Linked DNA regions of Mus musculus: region 1 is linked to region 2. Evidence: chromatin loops called from intact Hi-C (ENCODE). Cell type or tissue: left cerebral cortex. All regions are shown on one strand. Links, peaks and the distances in the headings refer to the core of each region. The heading gives the core; the rest is flanking DNA.

What was found. A loop is a pair of places that touch in the nucleus more often than their neighbours do. Peaks named below come from ENCODE experiments on the same cell type or tissue, not always from the same donor. Only the 100,000 strongest peaks of a DNase experiment are listed, where the experiment ranks them.
Region 1: it touches region 2 in a loop (10-fold over the local background); 2 of 42 quality-filtered maps call a loop at or near these places.

Annotation. Positions count from the first base shown.
Region 1 is chr2:34,211,124-34,219,461 of GRCm38, reverse strand. Pbx3 (pre B cell leukemia homeobox 3) reads left to right here. Exons shown (of 9, transcript NM_016768.2): 4 at 6,020-6,210. Among named protein-coding and RNA genes, the nearest start is that of C230014O12Rik, 110 kb to the right of the region's middle. In left cerebral cortex, for the core only: no CTCF peak of the experiment used is centred there; DNase peaks (open chromatin) are centred at 1,665, 3,743 and 6,846.
Region 2 is chr2:34,135,166-34,143,503 of GRCm38, reverse strand. No RefSeq gene overlaps it. Among named protein-coding and RNA genes, the nearest start is that of C230014O12Rik, 32 kb to the right of the region's middle. In left cerebral cortex, for the core only: no CTCF peak of the experiment used is centred there; DNase peaks (open chromatin) are centred at 1,413 and 3,551.

The DNA.
Region 1 (8,338 bases), core at 316-8,315, 76 kb before region 2:
AAGACTAGCTGAGTTACCAAGGCTGCCCTTGAACTTGTGATCCTCTCGCTTCAGCCTTCTGAGCAGCTGAGATTACAGGCATATGCCAGCATATGCAGCCAAGTTTTACCCACTAGCTTTCATGCCAAGGTTTTTCTTGCTTGGAAGGAATATTTGCATATTCTTCTCTTTTTCTCTAAGTAAGTTACTGGTTGGTTGGCTGTATACTGATCTCATTCCAGCTGGCTTATACAAGATCTTTTAATGTTAACTTTTATCCTCAGATAAGAATTTGTAGATTTCATAAGCATTCAATGAATATGAAAATCTTTAACATTAGAGTAAGGTCATATGAGGTGATCAAAGCATTTAGAAACTGAATAGTGGAAATCAGACTTTAGGGCAACTACTGTTTGTAATGGGGTCTCACTGTGCTCTTGAGGCTGGGCTCAAATTCTTGGGTTCAGTGAATCGTCTGTTTCAATTTGGAAATAACTAGGACTATAAGCATGCAAATCACACCTGACGGGCATCTACCTTTAAGAGAGAGTTAGTTCATCAAAAGGAGGTTTTAGAGTTGTAGGAACTGTTGCCAACACTAATCTTACTAGACTGATTCAGTTTTTAGAATTGATCACCAAACTGTTTAAAATTTTTTCTTTAAAATGTTTGTCCTCTATCTGATCTTACAGTTTTATATTCAATTATATGAATTTAAAGGAACAGAATGATTTTCAACTGAAAAAAGTGCCATCAAAAAATTTGCAAGAACTACTGAAAACTTTAGATTTGCATATAAATCAAATATATTTGGCTGTCAAGGAGACAGTTTACCAACTAAAAAATATTACCAGAACATTATCTAGAATCTAAATATTTTAAATCCTAGGTTATCAGTTGGTTTCTGTTTTCTAAAGAGAAAGGAGTAAATGATGAGGAAAAGAACTTATAAGGAGGATTGATTAAAATATTTTATCAGATGAAACTTTTCATGATTATATAAAATGCATCAACATAGTGTATATTTTAAAACACAGAAATTCATCCTACTTTTTAGTGGATAGATTGAAAGAAATAGGAGGTTCTGCTAATATTCTCATCAGAAAGTTCAAAAAAATCCAAACTCCTTTTCCTAAATATTCTAGTTAATCAAGGTAAATTTGCATTTATATTACAAATATTTACTAGCAAGTTTTTAACTGATAATTCCACCTGGCAAACTAAAGTGATGAAAAGTGTCTCTATGTGTGATGTTGTCTTGGATGCAGGGAGGCGCGTGGACATCTGCGGGGTGAGTGCAGTGTGAGCATCAGGACCAGCATCTGTTTGGGTGAACTTTCCTAACAGCTCTGCAGTCATTTGGGCACCCACTCTGTTATACACTTTTATGAAAGTACACCTTTTTAAAGAGTAGATGATGAGGCACTGCTGTGCTTTCCTCTGAAGCCAGTACAGATGATGCCGAAAATGAGGCTGTAATTTACTTTCGGTGGTGTAGGGAAAAAAATATCACTTTGTCTAAAGTGTATGCATCTTTCTTAAGGGTGTACCCAGATTTTAATTATCTAAATGTAAATACTTAACGAATTTTACTTAGAGTAATGAGCTAAAGTGCACACACATAAATGAGATGTTCTAATTAATCATGTATGAACTACTGGCTTAAAGAAAAGCTCTGAGTTCTCTGAGTGCTGGGCTAATGCCAAATTGCTCATCAGCATTTTCATTCATAGTTGGCTTCGTTTAATAAGTTGTGAGACGTTCAGCAAATGTTTTCGGAAATTATGAGTTTTTAAATGCAATTTTTTTTCTTTTAACCTTTTTCTCTTTCTTTCCTGGGAGTCTCTGGATGCCTATTAGGAACCACAAAGAAAATATTCATCCTGGAGAGGGTAAAATTTAGACAAGAACAAAGAGAGCTAATATTTCAAGGATCATTTTCATAATGTCTTGAATTACTTACAGTGACATAAACCCTGCAACCATAATGTATAAGCAGGTTTATAGAAATCTGCAGAGTATGGTGAGAACCCTAGAACCCCGTTTATACTCCAGCCACATTGTTTCTCAGTGTGCATTTGCAGGACTTAGACTTTTAAAACTTCTGAAGACCCCCACCCCCTGGAAGCTTTTGGTTGGTAGATTCTATCAACATTTATTATAATAGGAAAACTCAAGTCTTCATTCATCATTTAAAAAATTAACAGCAAGTATTACACGTTAGCCAGATTTTTAAATTTTTACTTTTTTTTTTAAAAACCTTCAGCTGGGTGTGGTGACAACCTATATCTTTAATCCCAATATTTCAAAGGAAGAGGCATGTGGATTTCTGTGTGTTTGAGGCCAGCCTGGTTTAGGAAGTTCCAGGTATGCCAGGGTGAGATAGTGAAACCCTGACTAAAAAAAAAAAAAAAAAAAAAAAAAGCCAACAACAACAAAAACCCCTTCAAACATTTCTGAGAAGAACATTGCTTCTACCTTTTACAGACACTAATCCTAGGCATGGGTGAGGTGAGCTTTATTCATGCATTCACTCCCCTAATCAATCAGTTGTCATACAGTTGAAGTTTAGAAGGGATTTCTGGGCTTACACATTGGAAGAGAGGAGAGATAGCCAGACATCAGTGGCCTTTTCAGAAAATTGTGGATATCCTCTTCCATCCACCCAAACACGACAGGGGGTAATCTGAAACTGTATGAATGAGCACGTGCTCTGTTCCGTGGGAACCCATTAATCTATTTGTAGTTTGAATAGATTTTCTCCCTATGCATGCTTTTGTAGTATAGTGCATTGATGCATTGATTATTTTAGAAGTATTAGCTCACTGTATTGGGATATCTTGTGTGTATAATACACATCAGTATTATACACTATGAAAATAGACACACACACACACACACACACCCATGTCAACACTGTCAGTCCCCAGGGAAACTGTCAGGGTCACAGGTTTTCAGAAATCGAAATTTTCATTTGAAAACTAACATTTTATCATTGGTTCAAATTCTATAAGCTGTTTAGTTCTACGTGATGGATTGCCTGACTGACTTGATTCATTTTTGAGAAAACAGACAAATGTCCAACTCTAAATAATAATAATTTATCTGTTTTCTTATAAAAAATAGCATTCTGGGATAAAGTGAGCAAACTGATTTTAACCATACAATGGGTTTTCTTGAGTTAGTCACTCTTTGGTACGCAGAAGTGTGTTCTGCATATTTGCCCTTTGTCATGTGGGATAGTAGATGCTTGAAGGCTAAGATGTAATAAGATGGACTATCTGTAATTTTCACCAAGAATGTTCCAGAACAAGAATGGCCTATGTGTTTATGTGACAGTGTGGTTGTGATATTTCTTTGTTGTCTGTCTGATAAGTCAAGGATTACCAAGCTCATCGTTCCACAAAATGGTCTAACTCTGTGCATCCCCATGCAATAGTCAGGAGCCATTAGCCACAGGTAGCTAGTGAAGTATGTTAAGTTAGGCTGGTCCAAGTTGGGATTGAAAGTGTACAGAAAAGGATATGAAGTACCTCAATGACAGTTTTAAAGCATTGGTATTGAAATGTTATTCATGAGTTGTTTGAATAAGATATATCATTAAAGTTAGTTTTACCCTGTTTTTTAAATGTTGGCTTGTGAAGAATAAAACCCCTTGTGACTCACTCTATGTTTTATTGGGAAGCACTGTTCCCAAGATACGAAGTCTTGCGGCCAATTATGAGTAAAGTTAGAAAGGCTGTCCTTAGGGATTTAGTGTGCACATATGTCGGCATAGAAACACCCAGGAGCCCTGCAAAAATATATTTCACAGCTTCAGTTAGCTCATCACTTTCCAAACATACTGTACCTTTGGACCATCTGTTAACATTCTATGGAACTATAGAATTCGCTAATCCTGTGAGAAATAGTTCAACATTTTTTCATTTTACTTATGAGAAAACTAGAGGCTGAGGTTGTCATATTATACGATTTAGAAACATTATAAGCATTCCCTTAGGGAACGTACAGGAGAAAATATATACATGTCTTTCTTGACCACATGGCCACTTGCTTTCTGCTTGGTGTAAATCCAAGTTGATGATGTAGCCGGTAAATCTTAATTTACTTTTTAAAATTTGTTTTTCTTAAAGATAGAAAGACTCTTTTGTTTATTTTTTATTCCTTTCTGAGTCAGTGCCTCTCTTTGTAACCCAAGCTAGCCTGGAATTCACTTTGTAGACCAGGCTACTTCAAACTCAGGGAGATTTGCCTCATCTGAATGCTGAAATTAAAGGCATGCACTACCATGCCCAGCCTAAGAACTGTATTTAATCTACAGAAATCCTTAATATTTTACTGTTTATTAGAAATTACTGAATGTTAGGACAATAACTACTGGCCTTTTAAATTTTATAGACTATTTTAGATTCTAAAAAGGAAACAAACCAGAAATACACAACTCAGAAATACACAACTGCACACAGTTTCAGGAGAGACTAACTTCCTAAGTTATCCTCTCCCAGGGCTGCAAGTCAGATGCCTTTGATTATGGGTTCAGGGTGCTGGTTTTATAGATGTTAACCAGTCTTACCCTCACTCTTGACTTGTGGTACAAAAGCCTATCAGCCTGTAGGTGTTTATTGGCTGTCTGCAGTGTGTCCTGTACAATCTACTCTGAAGAACCCTGTAACTCAGTCACTACTCACAAAAAACAATTTCTCACCATTTAAAACATTTGGGAAGTGCTGCAAATGAGTGGTGAGCAAGACTTACTATTCTGGCCTGGCGTGGTGGCGCACGCCTTTAATCCCAGCACTTGGGAGGCAGAGGAAGGCGAATTGCTGAGTTCAAGGCCAGCCTGGTCTACAGAGTGAGTTCCAGGACAGCCAGGGCTACACAAGAAACCCTGTCTTGGGAAAACAAACAAACAAACAAAGACTTAGTATTCTTCTTAGAGTCTGTGTAGGAAAGTTTGACTAAGTTCAGTGAGCAGTTAAGAAACATTGCTCTCATCAGCAGTGTTGAGGGAGGTGAACGTTATCAAAGCTTCAGAATGTGATTTCCTACAGTCTTGAGATGCCGGGTGCTCTTTATTCAGAGTGCAGACTGCTGTTTATTCACGGAGGAAGTACTGGATTCAGTGCAGACCCTCTTACACAATGCTGGGCATGGAAATTCAGTAGGGCAACTGAAGGAGATGGTCTCTGGGGGTTGCTAGCTAAGACGTTTCAGACTCAGCTTGGATTCTTGGTTTCCTCTACCTCTCCCTTGAAGAACTGATTTGTTTTCTGGGGGCCTGCACGATAAATAACCAAACTGATGTTATTAGAATGGTTGCTTTAAAAAGATGTGTGCTTACTCAGGCCAGAATCCCTGTGCTAGTGGATTTACCAAACAAAACAAAACAGGAATCCCTTCTTTCTCCTCTTGCCCCTCTGAATTCAACCTGTTATATCACTAGGATACTATGCTTGTGATCTCACCTGTTTTTATCTGTAAACACCCTTTGCCCTTCCACCACAAAGCTTCTGGATGGTACTACTCCTTCTTTGGAATTAGCAGAACACTTCTTACCCATCCTTCTATTGGCCTTTACACTGGTTTATGTGGTAAATAATATTGCATCTGATCTCTGAAGGCCAGCTCTTGCTCATTTCTGTGTTCTTGGTATCTCTGGAAAGGTTGTAACTTCATGATCCTGCAGTAGCACAACACCCTGGAGAAAATAGAAGACATTTAGTATTAGCCATGAGCATGCACTTGATAGGAGATAGCCTCCAGTGCATTCCAGTGGGAAACATCTGTAAGTGGAGCAGGGCCAGGTGAGAAGGGAATTCAGAGTCTGGTCCCTTGCATGTCTGGCCACTCAGTTTCAGAAATCTTGCAGTTTTAACCATACCACCAGTACCTCCTCGGCTTCTTGCTTCACACTCTCCCTACCCACTGCATAGTGGTGCTGGCCATTGCAAGTGAAGTGGAAATTCAGATGGGTGAATGTCTGGGTGTGATAATACAAAGTTTCAGTTTCCTAAGGGGTAATTTTTTTTCCCGTTTATAGGCATGTAATGAATTCACAACACATGTGATGAACCTTCTCCGAGAACAGAGTAGAACGCGTCCCATTTCCCCGAAAGAGATCGAAAGGATGGTGGGCATCATCCATCGGAAATTTAGTTCCATTCAGATGCAGCTCAAGCAAAGCACGTGTGAAGCAGTTATGATTTTGAGATCAAGGTTCCTTGATGCCAGGTATGTGAAGCCACGAATCGTCTGCATGGTTTTTCCCCTTCACTCCGCATAGGTTGTTTCCAGAGAAACTGGCTGGCCAGTCTTAGAGCCTTCATTACTTTAGTTATATGACCGCCTTTTTGTGAATAGATGGGTGATCCACCTTTTGCTACCCATGCGTCAGAGCAGCCTTTTCTTGTCCTGGAGGATGTCAGGTCCTCTGGAGCTGGAGTTTTGGAAGATTGTGAGTCTGATGGATGCTGGGAACTGAACCTGTGTCCTCTGAGCCAGCAGCAAGTGTGCAAGTGCTGTTACCTGCTGAGCCATTTCTCCAGCCCCATCCACCACAGGTTTTGCTTGTTTGATTTAATATTTTTGCTTTTTTGAGAATTTCATACAAAGTATTCTGGTCACATGAATGACTTCTGATACTTTTAATAGCTGGCATCAGAGTTTAGGAGGTGGCATACAGAAGCAATGGTTAATTTGTTTTATCAAATTTGAGCTAATAAAAAAGAATAAGAAAGATATTTAGAATGCACATCAGCCGGGACTCTGTGCTAACACATTCTGTTCTTCCCTGTGACTGCTTTGCTGTCATTGTCTGCAAGCATGTTTAGTTTTTATATAACTGCATTTCTACTGGAAGGATAGCTAGGTAGCTGCCAACTGAGTGACTGAAAATGAGTGGGTTAGTGCTGCTAAGGCTTTAGGACTAACTACATCCTTTCCATTCTGACACCAAGGCAGTGTTGGTTTTGTTTTGTTGATGGTGGATTTTTTTTTTTTGTTTTTGTTTTGTTTTGTTTTTTTATGAAACTAATAGCAGTTTGTTTTAAATGATTTTTTTAAAGATTATTTTTATTTTTTCATTTGGGGTATTTTGCCTGCATGTCTTTCTGTGTACCAATGTGTGAAAGAGCTCATGACAGTCAGAAGAAGGCAATCAGGTCCTCTGGACTGTTGGGGACTGTTGTGAGCCACCATGTGGGTGCTGGGAACTGGCAACCAAGTGTTTTGCTCTCAACTACTAAGCCATCTCTCCAGCCCCTCTAAGAATTGAACATTTACTCTGCTTATGTCTACTGTCTGAAAACACCTGAGACAGTGATAGTCTAGAGACACAGCTCTGCCTGATTGATCACATTACCATAAAACACTAGTCTCTGTCAGGCTAAGTGAGAAAGTGTGCTAGTGTCCCCGTGTGGAGTGAGGTAACAGATCAGATGTGGTAGTTAATTGTCTATGGTGACCTAAGGAATGACACTGAAGAGCTGTCAAGGACTTAGTACAGACTGATTGTGAAGATGCCTCTGGGGCATTTCTCAAGCCAGAGGTCAGTCCAGCTTTGGAAAAGAATTTCTCTTTTTATCTTGTTTTCTTCTCTTCTTAGATTCTGACAGAAGCCATCATTTTTATGTAGATCCCAGAATATTAACACAAATATATGAGCTATATATATTGTTGTTTCAGCTAGAAAACTAAGGGTATGTCACACCTGCGTAAGATTCAAGCAGGAGACCTTTCCACCTAATTTTAAACTATTTCCTAAATAAGCAAAATTTTGGAGCCCCTGGCCCTGCTGAACTAGTCTCCAAGAATCTTAATCTTTTTGGGAGGTATCTTTTGTACTAGCTTTTTGCTTTCCTCTCTTGGACTAGTGGTTCCCATCCATCCTTTTGTACATAAGCTAACACGACCCTTGTGCAGACCTGTCTGTCCACCGGCTCAGTCCCCACAGCTCATTTTTATCATCTTGCCCTTAGTACCACTGTTGTGTTCTGATGCTTTGCTTAAAACTATGGTAGCCTGTTGGTTTTCGGGGTGCGGTACACTCATTTCCCTGGAGTTTAAGGCTCAATGACTATGGCCTGTTCTTTGTTGTTGTGAAGATCTTCAGTGTTGGATTTTCTGGTTTGTTTGTTTGGTTTGGTTTTTCACAGGGTTTCTCTGTGTAGCCCTGGCTGTCCTGAAACTCACTCTGTAGACCAGGCTGGCCTTGAACTCAGAAATCCGCCTGTCTCTGCCTCCCAAGTGCTGGGATTAAAGGCGTGTGCCACCACCACCCGGCGGATTTTCTGTTTTGTACTGAGGATGGAACACAGGGCCTTATACATGACAGGCAAGCTTTGTTCCAGTGAGCTACATG
Region 2 (8,338 bases), core at 187-8,186:
TTTAGATGCTGGGGAGGGGGTATCAGGGAGCTTCAGGGATGTCCACTGGGCCCCTCCTACTGATGAGGTCACACTGTTCAGACAGGTTGACAGGCTGAGCATACTTCATCCGTCAATTCTGCCCCTTCCAGTGATACATTTGAGAAGGGACACAGTGACCTTGGAGTGGCCTTTGAATCCATGGACACCACTAGGAAATTACCTGGCCAAAGATTCTATTTTGTGTATGTGAATGTGTGTGCACATGCGTGTAGGTCAGAGGTCAACTTTGGGTGTTTTCAGGTTTCATCTACTATGATTTTTGAGACAGGGTCACCCATGGGCCTAGATCTTGCCAAGTTAGCTAGGCTGCTGACCAGTGAGCACCAGGAATCTGCCTTTTTCTGCCTCCTGGCACTGGAATTACAGACATATGCCACCAAGCTGACTTTTTATATAGGTTCTGGGAATTGAACTCAGGTCCTTGTGCTTGCGTGACAAGGGCTGTACTGGCAGAGCCATCTCCTCAATCCCCAAGGTTCCACTTTTGATATGATACCCTTACATTCTCTTGGCTCAGAGCTCTTGTGGGCTCTGTGGGACCTTTGGTTCAGTGTCACCTTGGGCCCCATAACCCACAGCTCCAAGTACCCTGTATTCAGCTACAGAGGGGTAAGTTCCCAATCATGGAGTACCTTCTTGAGTAAGGCAGCTAGAAATGAAGCCAAGAGAGGGTCCTGGTGCCTGAGTGGTACCTGTGCCACCTCCTATGGGCCTGGCCTATGGACCTTGCTGATAACAGTCACTCAATGGTCGAGGGCACCTAGACTGAGGGCAGCACTTCTGGGGAAGGACAGCATGAGCGATGGTTGTCAGTGTCCTGGTACCTGGGAGCAAGTATGCTGCCTGGAAAAGTGGAACCCTAGGACCTCACCAGCCTGCCCTCTTTCCTTTCAGCTTAGAGCCTAGAGTTTTCTCTCTTTTCCTTTATTTCCCTTTAATTGGGAAGGGGGGAGGGTAACATGCCTGCACATACATGGTGTGTGCATAAACAGGCTGAGAGGGCATTAGGAAGAGAGTAACCCCTTCAAGAGGTGTCTTGAGGCAGTAGCCCGCCCCCCCCATTCTCCTCTTCTGTCCTCTTGAGTCATTAATCCACTTAAGACAAGGTTGGGGAGGGTGCAAGAACTTGAGGGGTGCAGTGGACACTGCATTGCTAAATCCTCATCTCACTCAGAACCTGATCTCCCAGCCACCTGGCTCTGTAATGGGGAGAGGTAAGAAAGGTGCTAAGACATTGCATCCTTGGGGCAGCTAGAAGATGAACCATTTCCAACAGATGCTAGCTTTGTAAAGAGAAGCAGGGGGAATCCTCCACTGGGACTCACTCCAGGGGAACTCCAGCAGGCTGCCTCAGGTGGTGTCTGCTGGATTCTCTGAACACTTGGTTAGATACACAGTTTCACTGTCTAGTCTCTGCTAGCTGATCTTTAGTACTTTCCTTTTTGCTTGCTACATATTTAATATTTAGACTTAATATTTACTCCTGCAAACCAGGAGCATGACTGTGGCAGATGATGCTGCAAACCGAGCAGAGCTATAAGCCAACTGGGGCAATGTGGTAAGATCCTGTCTTGATTTTTTAAAAAAGTAAAGATTGGGCTAGAGCCAGCCAGGCTATTCCAAATAAGCCCCTCCCAGACCCATTTCCTCTAGGCAAGCCCTGCCACCTTCCAAAGATTCTACCACCTCACTCATGGAGGGTGAAAAACCTCCAGTTCACCTAATCCTGCTATAGCTCAGTGTGTGAATGTGGGTGACATGGTGCCTTAAAAACCAACAGCTGCCTCCTGGAGTTGTTTGGAGGGGCCCTGGCCCATCTTAATCTAAGTTCATATTGATTACTGCTAGTCTGAGTCTTTGTCATGTCTTGCACAGCTTAGACCTGAAGGCCTGATGGGAGATGAGGGAATGAATGAAAGACGAACACATACAGAAAAGCTGTGATCAGTTGAAATTTGCTCCCTCTGATGGAGCCCCACCAACTGAGCAACGACCAGGAACCTTAGTGTGTTCATCAGGAAAAGGAGCAGTGTGGAGACTCTGGGGTAGGGGTAGGAGGTCTCTGCAGAGGGAGGTCTCTGCAGGGGGTCATCTCTGGTTATAGTCACAGCCGAGGAGGAAGCCGCAGTGGCTAGTGCTTGCACATACTGGTCAGTCGTTTGTAAACTCTTTCTTGCAACTTACTTGGACATAGGGAGGCTTCACCACGTCTCTGAGCCTGTGTGGGGAAGGAGTTGCCATTCCCATTGGTCTGAGGCTTTGGTCCTTGTCAATAGTACAAATTCCTCCAGGGCTTCCTCTGCTGCCACAGGTCTCCTTCAGGAATATCTCAACCCACTGGCGTTTTCTCTCCCTTGGTGGTCTAAGCCAGATCAGACCAGGTTAAAAGTAGATAAAGATAGGCTTATTAGGAGGCAGCTCTTGGGTGGGATCTCTGATCTCACAGGGAAGTCGTTTATCCAGGCAACGGGGTTTTATAGAGTCCAGGCGAGGAGTGATGATGTGCCAGTCAGGAGTTGGGGTTGTGTCCATACGTGGTCAAAAACTGAGCCCCTGTGTGGGCACTCATGGGTGGATTGCTGGGAACTCGGAAACACAATGATGATCGAATGTTAGCAAGTTTACTCTGTGCCGGCGAGGTTGGGCAAAGGGGGCATGTGTGTGTGCCAGGGGGTCTGGCAGGCATGTGGTTGGATTTGTGTGTTCACGTGTGTGTGTGACAGTGGGTCTGGTAGGTATATATGATTTCACGAGTGTCTGAGTACACCTGTGTTTCTGAATCCAGAATGTGCTGGAGAACAAACCTGATGGGAGCCACAGGGTTTTGGTGAGTGATTTTCCCCTGTTCTCTGTGGACCGAGTTTTGGAAGAGATGAGCCAAGTGTCTGAGGCTAGCTAGAAACTGTTGAAAACGCTACACTGGAGCCCAGGGACACCCCAACTCTGTTGAGGGGTGGCTAATTAGTTATTTCTCCAATTGCTGAGACCAAATACCTGACAAGCAGTCACTTAGGGGAGGAGGAGTTTACTTTGGCTCACTGTTTCAGGGGCAGAGTCCATCCCGGCAGGCAGGGATGGGAGCAGGAACAGGAGGTAGCGGAGCACATTGCACCTGCAGTAAGGAAGCAGAGAAACTGGCTAGAACAGGGGACCAATTTTCCAGTACCTCCCAAGACAGCATTACCAGCTGGGGACCAATTGTCCAATCCAATCAGAGGAGCCTCTGGAGGGCACCTTCCTTCCCACCACACAGGTGTCTTCCTATGTCAGGAAGAAAAGACTTACTTTATCTTTGTTGTGTATATGTGTGTGGGTGCCTACAGAACTTAGAAGAGGCTCTTGGATAGCCTAGAGCTAAAGCTATGGGGATTGTGAATTACCCAGTGTGGGTGCTGGAAACTGAACTCAGCTCCAGGGGAAGAGCAACAAGTGTTCTTAGCCGCTGAGTCATCTCTCCAGCCCACATTCTGACACTTTGGAGATGTGGTTTGTCGTTTATTTTTATGTCAGTTTCTATTGTGGGCATGTGGCTGGCACATCGTACTGCCATTTCTGTGAATAAATCCAAACTTCTTTCCAACACACCCCCACACCTCTGTGTCCTCTGATTGTATTTGTGGGAGGCAGAGGGATGTGAGGGTGGCAGCATTTGTGCATACTGTGTGCTACACTTCTCAGTTTTACAAAAAGCTTGCTTCAGAGTTTTGCTGGGGAGTGGGCTGGGGTTGGTACCATCACAGGGAGGGCCCTGCCCAGGCTGTAGGTGTGGCCTGGGCTGCTGATTCCCCAGGAGCAGCTGAGGTCTCAGTGTCAGGGGTTGACAACTGAGGGAGCCTGTCCTGTCCTCAGTTAGGCTTTCCATGCCCTCAGTCAACTCACTGGATCTCTCTGGGTCCTTTGCCCAGCAAGGAGGCAGGCATCCCATAAGCACAGACACGCATGGATGAAGGTAGCATTGCCATGCCACCTCTAGCTATAAATGTGCGTGTGAACTTTCACTTGTCCCATGTGTGAATAAGGAGTGCACACTGTCACTAGCACGACAAATTCCTTAGCCTTTCTGTGTTTCCATGGCACATCTACAAATACAGTGGTGGGGTTTTCTGAGCTCATTTGCATCTCCCAGCCTCCCTTGCAGTTAGGCTGAAGCCACCAGGCCAACTCAGGCTAAGACTTGGAAGCAGAGGGCATAGGAGACTTTGTGTGCATCCCCCAGTCAAATGCTTTCTATGCCCCCACTTAGGAGGTCAGCTCTGCTTGGGCTCTGGGTGAGACCTAGGCCTCCACAGGAGGTGCCCTGACAGTAGGGCCTCTGTGAGGGCAGCAGCAGGCAGAGCTGACCAACAGGCTAATTTGGCCTCTTATGTGGGATTTGTACTGGGGCCTGAAAGAGACCCAGTGGATGTGTTTGTGAAAATGCTTAGAGAGTACCCTTAGCAGTCTTTGTTCCCTCTCTCTCTCTCTCTCTCTCTCTCTCTCTCTCTCTCTCTCTCTCTCCTGTTTTCTCCCTTCCTTTTTTCCCTCCCTCCCTCTTCCCCTGCCTCCCCCCAACCCCCCCCCAAACCTTTTCCATCCTTTTTTCTTTGTTTGTGGTCCTAGGCCAGCTCCACCACTGGGATAGTCCAAGCCCTTTTGTGCTTGTTTATTGTGAGATAGGGTTGTCCAGGCTGGCCTTAAACTCACTCTGTAGGTCCAGCAGCCCTTGAACTTGTGTGATCCTCCTGCCTCAGCCTCCTGCGTAGCTGGGAGGGATTATAGGTTTGTGCTATGTGCCAGCTTGTGCTTATTTCTTGTCTCTTTTTGGGACAGGGTTTCTTTGTTTAGCCCTGACTATCCTGGAACTCATTATGTAGGCCAGGCTGGCCTTGAACTAGAAGGTCTGCCTGCCTCTGCCTCTCAAGTGCTGGAATTAAAGGCGTGCACTACCACAGCTTGGCACATTCTTATTTCTTAATGAGACAGTTCCTGGGGAGCCGAGTTTTCAGACCCTACTTGGTTAGGGTTGAGCCTCTCATGGATGGGTGATTTGCCATCCAGCAAAGAACAGTATCTACTGTATCAAGTGTGTGTGAGGGATGGAAGGGATGTATGTGCTTAAACCCTTAGGTGAAGGTGGTAGTAGAAGCAGGATAGGCTGCCCATCCCCCTCCCGAGGAGTCAGGGCAGGGGAGGGGCCCATGACAGTTTTGGTGGGGACATTCAGACAGACAAATAATCAATGACACAGGCACCTGAACTAACATCAGCACATATACAGGGGTCTGTCCATGGGGCAAACATCAGGAGCACTTGGTTCTCTCTACTTTGGGTGTTTTGAGGCCAGAGGCTTTCTGAAGGCAGTGCTGCTCTGAGGCTGCCCCAGTGGTTCCCAGCTCACTCCCTGCCAAGCCTGCAGTCTGTGCAGCAGAGTGACCAGGGCACTTCATCTGGGTTGTTTACAGTTTTACAGTGAGAATGTATTCACTGATCACTTGTGGGAGGCTGGAGAGATGGCTCAGCGGCTAAGAGCACTGACAGAGCACTCCGCTCCCACATGGTTGCTCACAACTGTTTATCCCTCCAGTCCCAGGAGAACTGATGTCCTCTTGGCTTCTGAAGACACCAGACACACGCATGATGCATAGACACACGTGCAGGCAAAACACCCATGTGCATATAAGAAAAATTTTAAATGCTTAAATAAAAGAAAAAAAGAATTCATTCAGCTGAGTCTTAAATCTCAGCTTAAGTCCCACTCAGAAGGCAGAGGCAGGAGGATCTCTGTGAGTTTGAGCCAGCCTAGTCTACACAGTGAATTCCAGGACAGTCAGAGTTATATAGTAAGATCCTGTCTCAAAACAAACAAACAAACAAATAATAATAATAACAATAATAATTCATTTATAATGTTAAAGGGATAATAGCTAGCAGGCAATGAGTCCTGTGTGGGCCCTATGGGTTGGAAGGCCTTTTTCTGCCATGATCACTTGGCCAAATTAGTTCAATGCTTGATATTCAACACTGGACATTTAGCAGTAAATCTTTACTGTTGGATGGATGGATGAAGGAATGGGCAGATGGGCAGCCAAGTGAACATATCCAAGGTGAACTGAATAGCACCAGTGTGGGCCAGATGGTCACCTTCTTGTATGAGCCACTGGATCTCTGTGATGCTGTCGCTCATGATACTAAGCCACCTTGCCTTGGCCTTGCAGAATGGCTTCAGAGGACCAGGACCCCATGTCTTCCTCATCTTTGGGGACGCGAACAGATTCCTGCACTTCCTGTTTCCAATCCTCTCATCACGTGCCAGGCTTTCCGACCTCAGAAAATCTTGTGTGTCTGTCCCCACAGGGTCTCCTAGGAGAGAATTGTAGGGAATAGGGAGAGATAGGGAGAGAGGCAAAGACACATTTTCTGGCCTTGAGAGTGATGGTGGCCATCACTGCTCCTTGTCCACCAGCTGTGGACCTGGAGGAGACAGGGCCTGATGAGGAGACACAGCACATCATAAACTCAGAGATGCCCTGGTCCACCAGCCCCTCCCCCACCACTGGACAGCACCTCCCCCATCCCCACCCAGTTTCCCCAGAGCCAGGGAGCCAGGAGGAGGATCCCACACCCAGGCCCTATTTGATACCTATAAGCTTGCTCAAGCTTCTGTAAATCACACAAAAACTGACAAGTTTTCCTATTAAAAGATAATTGTAATCAGGGCACCGGACGTGCAGCGTGGGGCTGATTGGAGATAGACAGACAGCGCGGAAAGATGGATCGTTTTAATTTGCACCAATTAAATTGAAGTTCATGGGTTCATCTTCTTCAATCTTCATGAATACTTTATTTTCTGGCTGCTACTGAGCTATTAAAAAGAATGATTGAGGCACGCGGCAGGCCGGGTCTATTTTATGAAATATCACCTTTAAAGAATTTGAGTACGCCATTTTCATAATGAGTTTTCTAGTACCTAATCCTCTCCTCTATTACTACATTTAAGAAGTGGATTGATCTGGGAAGTGCCGAGGGTGCAGGTAATGATACATTTTGCCAGGCGCGGGCGGTGTAATGGATCATGGTTTGGCCACGAGGATAATAGATGGGTGCCCAGAGGAGGTGTGAAGGCCTGGGGTGGGGTACTCCAACTTGGACGAGGCTGCGGTCAGGCCAGGGATGGTTAGGTGACCCTTGGGCTGGCAAGGAGGGCGTAGAGTTCAGAGGAGGAGTGGGCAGGCATGGGGAGAAGGAAGGGAGATGGGGAATGGCTCTGGGGTTTGGGAGGGTCTGCAGCTCAGATGCTGGGAGAGGCTGGTATAACCTGGGCCACATCTCGCCAGCATCTGATGATGAAAGGGTTCAGGGTGGGACTCCTGGGGGTCCCTGATGCAGTTTCCATGTAGAAGATAGGGCAGACTTGACCATAGCAACTTACTTTTGACCCTTGAACCTTTCCTGGAGCCTTGTCTCCCAGCCCACAGTGGTCTTTGGGCTTAGAGACAAAGACATATCAAACATCAGGTGGGCAAGTATGGGCCAAGGGCTCCTGCCAATAAGGCATCCTAGACTCCTTCTTGTGGGCTCACAGAGATGTGCAGAGGTGAGGCCTAACATGTTACCTAACAGTCCAGGCCCGAGGCACTCAACCCAGAGTCATGGACCCTTGTCTCAGGCAATGGCCAGAAGGACTGCTAGGCCCAGCCCTTGGAAGGTCCCACATGGATGACATCCTGAGGCTCCTGACCAAGGTTCTGGGTAAAGCAGGGCTCTATAGATGTGTGTAAGGGGTGTAAGCAGGAAGATACCTGCCTTGCCTGGGCTGGGTATCTACTCTACCACTTAGATGGGCTTTCTCTCTTAGGCATCAACGGCAGCAGCCGTCATAATTAACCCTGCTAATTAATCAGGGCAGGACGGATTAATTGAGATCACAGGAGACCAGGAGAGCAGGTGCGGTTCCAGAGCTGACGGGATAACGAGCTCTCAGAACACCCAGGAGGCCTGGCCCTGCTCTCTGGGAGCCAGGAGAGCCAGGCTGGCTCAGTGAGGCACCGAGCCAGGCAGAGTCTGCAGGGACCCCACCCCTATGAGGTGCTGGGTGGCCAGTTTCAACCATTGTTGGTGACCAGTGGCCCACCTAGTGATCCCACTGTGCCACAGGTAGAGCCTCAGGGCCTGACAGACAAGGTAAGCTTATGCCCCCCCCCAGCACCAGACCTCCACTCTCATCTACCATATCTAATCCATAGAAATCTCTATAGAGACACTAAAGCTGCCCCACTGTCCCCAGCTGGACCAGGCCACTGTCCCAAGCATCAGAACT